Linked DNA regions of Homo sapiens: region 1 is linked to region 2. A link is an interaction called in ENCODE POLR2A ChIA-PET data of the cell type or tissue named here. Cell type or tissue: OCI-LY7. All regions are shown on one strand.

Region 1 (2,500 bases), 180 kb after region 2:
TCAACATGTAGAGTACTAGATTGAGACCCAGGAGTTCTAGGGCATTACATTTTTATCACTTTGCTTCTACTCCCCGTTTAACTAAAGTCACTGAACCTCCCTGCTCCTCAGAGTCATAGTCTTAAAACATGTGAATTAAATTACCTTAAAGATGTGTGAGCATTTTAAGGCCTCAGAAAGTCTCATCTGAAAAAACTTTTTAGACAGTCCTCATTGTTGGAATATTTTTTATGTTCCATCAAATCTCCTCTGCTGTAATTCTGGCCCATTTATTCTGATATTAAGTGAAGATGAGCCCAAGTCTTCCATCTGCAGTTAACTATTTTATGCATCATTTTGTAACATTGAGCTTCTGATCCACTCAAACATGAACTAGTCGGTACTTAAAATTGAGCCCTTTAAGAGCTGGGCATGTTGATGCACGCCTGTAATCCCAGCATTTTGGGAGGCTGAGGCAGGCGGATCGCTTGAGCTCAAACATCCTAACACCTGTAGAACAACACAGATGTCTGCTGCCACATGCAGTGATCTCAAAAGTTCAAGACCAGCCTGGGCAACATGGTAAAACCCTGTCTCTAAAAAAAAAAAAAAAAAAAAAAAACACAAAAAAATTAGCCAGGCATGGTAGTGTGTGCGCCTGTAGTCCCAGCTGAGGTGGGAGGATTGCTTGAGCCTGGGAGGTTTAGGCTGCAATGAGCCGAGATCATGCCACTGCACTCCAGCCTTGTGGGCAGAGTGAGATCCTGTCTCAAAAAGAAAAAAAAAGATGAACATATAGTTGCTTTTCTTAAAATTCACTCTAGATTGAACTTTTGTTACAGCTTAATTGTTGCTTGAAAGCAAAGAAGACTTTAGTTTCACTTGCTACCACTTTTCCTTTCTATATTCACTGTTTCCTCAGCTTCCTGCATAAATCTCACTGTTGGTCTGTAGGATCAGAGATCACTGCATGTGGCAGCAGACATCTGTGTTGTTCTGCAGGTGTTAGGATGTTTGTTCTAAACTTTCTTCCTCCTGTATGCCAGTGGAAGTGTGAATGCATAGAGAAAACAGTGAAGAGGACAGACTCTTTATTGCACTTGATTCTACCTTAAATGTTAACAGTCTTAAGGGAGTATTTACGTTGTGTTTTGATATTGCTGAAAGAAAAAATAGCTTTAAAATTTCTAAAAATTGAGATGGAGCCCAGTCTGGTCTTGAATTCCTGAGCTCAAGCCATCTGCTTGCCTTGGCCTCCCAAAGTGCTGGGATTATAGGCATGAGCCACCATGCCTGGCCAAAAATTTTAAGTTGTAAAATTATATATCAGAAAATTTACATTGTTACTTCAGAGTTAATTGTGTTGTTGGTTTCAGAATAGACCCATGGCATTCTTGACACCCATGAATTTGAAAGTGACTCCATGAGATGATTTTGCTGATGGTATTTTTTTAGAGGTAGTTTACTAGTATGAGAGTGAGACTGGTAGATTGCTCCGCCTCTGAATTTCAGTACAGCTTTGTCTTTTCTCAGGTTCACTAAAGGATGTTTTTAATACATACCTTTTACTTTTTTATTTTAACTTTGCATTTTGACAATTTCAAATTTAAAGAGGTTGAAATAATAGTAAAAAGAATTTGCAAATATCCTTCACCCATATTCCTCAGATGTTAATATTTTACCACATCTGCTTTGTCCTTTTCTTTCTCTTCGCTCTAAATATATACATATTTTTTCGGCACCATGTGAGATTAAGTGGCAGACATGATGACCCTCATCCTTGAGTACTTTTCAGTGTATATTTTGTAAAAACAAGGATATTCTCTTTTATAGCCACAGTATAATTATCAAAATCAGAGAGTTAGATAATAGTGCCACATCAGTGTTTAATTACAGACCTTATTCAGATTTTGCCAGTTGTTCCAATAATACCCTTATTAGCCAAAGAAAGTCCAAGATCAGGTCATGCGTTTCATTCAGCAGTCATATCTCTTTAGTCTCCTCTAATCTCGAACAGTTCCTCAATCTTTTGTTTATTGACCTTGACATTTTTGAAGGGTACAGTCCAGTTATTTTGTTGTGTACCTCATTTTGGGCTTTTCTGATTTCTTTCCTCATGATTAAACTCAAGTTATACACTTTTGGCAGGAACACCACAGAAGTGTTCTCAGTGCATCATATCAGCAGGTTTGTGATAATTGGATGTCCTATTAATTACTAGTGATGTTAACTTTGACCACTTGGTTAAGGTGATGTCTGCTAGGTTTCTCCATGTAATTAATATGTCCAGGATATCTTTTTAGCATGAACACTAAATTCTTTTTTTTTTCCCCTGAGTCTTGTTCTGCCAGGCAAGACTCTGCCTCCTAGGTTCAAGCAATTCTCGTGTCTCAGCCTCCCGGGTAGCTGGGATCATAGGCCTGAGCCACCATGCTCTCTAATTTTGTATTTTAAGTAGAGACCGGTTTTACCATGTTGGCCAGGCTGGTCTCTAACTCCTGGCCTCACGTGATTCGCCTGG
Region 2 (2,500 bases):
ATTTTATTTTTTGATTTATGTCTGTTCCATCGCCCAAGCTGGAGTGCAGTAGCTCAATGATGGCTCACTGCAGTCTCAACCTCCCAGGCTCAAGTGATCCTTCCACCTCAGCCTCCTGAGTAGCTGGGACCACAGGTGTGCAGCACCACGCCCAGCTATTTTTAAAAAATTATTTATAGAGATAAGGTCTTGCTATGTTGCACAGGCTGAAATAATGTGGTTTTTTTGGAGATAGAGTCTCGTTCTGTCACGCAGGCTGGAGTGCAGTGGCACGATCTCGGCTCACTGCAACCTCCACCTCCCCGGTTCAAGAAATTGTCCTGCCTCGGCCTCCCAAGCAGCTGGGATTACAGGCACCTGCAACCATGCCTAGCTAATTTTTGTATTTTTAGCAGAGACAGGGTTTTCACCATGTTGGCCAGGTTGGTCTCGAACTCCTGACCTCAAGTGATCCGCCCACCTCAGCCTCCCAAAGTGCTGGGATTACAGGCATAAGCCACCGCGTCTGGCCAAATTTTCTTAGAGTTAAAGGACTAAATCTAAAAATAAAATTTAAATTAAAAAGTTAAAACCAAACCACAGAAACACAAAACTCGAAGTGACACATACCAAAAGACAAATAAGCATAAAGTACAAAAGAGATTAAAAAATGAGAACTTGTTTAGAAAGACAAAGAGAGGAAGAGAGAAATTAAGAGAAATATTTTAAATATCTTTGACAGAAGACATTTAAAAAGTGATACAAACATCATCATCACTGGATGAAAAGAGTAGAAATCAAGTGGTCTCTGATTAATCAACATTCATAAACATCTATCACACCACTTTTTCATCTGTAAAAGGAAGAATTTAATCCAAGTCATAAACAAAGATGTCATTGAAAAATCCTTTTTCAATGAAAATAACAAACCATGATTCAATGGGTGATAGATGTGAAATGGTTTTTAGAATCTTTAAACAAAGTAAGAAAATATTATTGGAGAATTAAGAAATCTTTTAAACTCTAAAAGAAACTACAATTTTAAGTAAAAATAAATGCATATTGGGAACTAAATAATGCATTCACCTCTATCATAGCCCTTATTTTACTGTGCTCAGGACTTTTCTCTCTTCTTCACTAGACTTGAAGGCAGGGACAATATATCGTTTAAGTCTGTATACTTAGCACAGTGTCTAACCAAATTCCCTAAATTAACAATGATCAATTCTAATAATTCTGAATTTCCATGACTTAAAACTCATGAAAAAAATTAGTAACTTAAAAAATTATATCGTACAAATCAAGGCCACGAAGATTGGCTCTAAATTAGATTTAATCTTTTTGTAAACCAAGGCTATATTAATCAATCTGTGTATGAGATGAAAAGAGGAATTGAAAGTGAGGAAACCAGCTTTAACGAAAAAAAAATCAAAATTCTAGTGCTGCATTTGGTGTGGGGAGTCTAACTGAATGTAATCAACATTTACAAGGAGAGATACTTATGCAGACATCATTAGAGAGCTTCCCAAGTCTATATTATGCAAAATTATATATGTTTTCTTTTTATACCTCAAAGCTTAATAATGGATGTGGGATAAGCTTGCTTACCACCTAAAAATTAGGGATCTGTAAAGTTTGGATTTTTGAAAATACCACAGTCCTTAGAAAGCTACGTCACAGATGATGGATTGCTTCTCTCTTTCAATCTCAAACATTCTGCCTCTTGAATACCTGTACTGTAAAGGGGGTTCTTCACCATTGGGTAGGTGGGGGATCTCAGGTGGTGTTACAAAAACAGTGTGTTCACTTTTGAAAGATTCATCCAGTTCTATAAGTCGTACTTCACCGCTCTTGTCCATATCCACCTAAAGGAGTTTTAAAAACATATATTAAAAAAGCCACATTGGTTAGCCAAGTGTTCATATAAAGGGAAGTGGTTAAATAAACCATCTGCACAATGGATACTAAACAGCTATTAAAAAAGAAGAGTGAGCAAGTTCTCTATGAGTGCCAAAATAATTAAGTGAAAATAGCAAAGTGCAAACTGTAAATAGTATATTACCTTTTGAATAAGAAAAGGGGAAAATAACACACACACACACACACACACACACACACACACACACACACACACACATATATATATATATTTTTTTTTGAGACAGTCTTGCTCTATCGCCAGGATGGAGTGCAGTGGCACGATCTCAGCTCACTGCAACCTCTGCCTCCCGGTTCAAGTGATTCTCCTGCCTCAGCCTCCCAAGTAGCTGGGACTACAGGCGTGTGCCACCATGCCCAGCTAATTTTTGTATTTTTAGTAGAGACGGGGTTTCACCATGTTGGCCAGGACGGTCTCGATCTCTTGACCTTGTGATCTGCCCGCCTTGGCCTCCCAAAGTGCTGGGATTACAGGCGTGAGCCACAGCGCCCGGCCTTTCATTTTTGCTTATATTTACATAAAGAAATACTAGAAGGATACTAAGAAAAGTACCTATATGAGGAAGAGGAAAGGAATAGGGTA

Evidence for each region. Peaks named below come from ENCODE experiments on the same cell type or tissue, not always from the same donor. Only the 100,000 strongest peaks of a DNase experiment are listed, where the experiment ranks them.
Region 1: POLR2A ChIA-PET joins it to region 2 with 5 read pairs; 4 of 35 experiments call an interaction of 5 or more read pairs at or near these places.

The regions. Positions count from the first base shown.
Region 1 is chr15:65,881,301-65,883,800 of GRCh38, forward strand. All of the region lies in intron 4 of RAB11A (RAB11A, member RAS oncogene family), which reads left to right. Among named protein-coding and RNA genes, the nearest start is that of RAB11A, 13 kb to the left of the region's middle. In OCI-LY7, no CTCF peak of the experiment used is centred here; a DNase peak (open chromatin) is centred at 951; H3K27ac peaks cover 730 bases.
Region 2 is chr15:65,704,381-65,706,880 of GRCh38, forward strand. DENND4A (DENN domain containing 4A) reads right to left here. Exons shown (of 33, transcript NM_001320835.1): 15 at 1,711-1,844. Among named protein-coding and RNA genes, the nearest start is that of SNORD13E, 8.7 kb to the left of the region's middle. In OCI-LY7, no CTCF peak of the experiment used is centred here; DNase peaks (open chromatin) are centred at 211, 1,411 and 1,801; H3K4me3 peaks cover 1,748 bases; H3K27ac peaks cover 2,500 bases.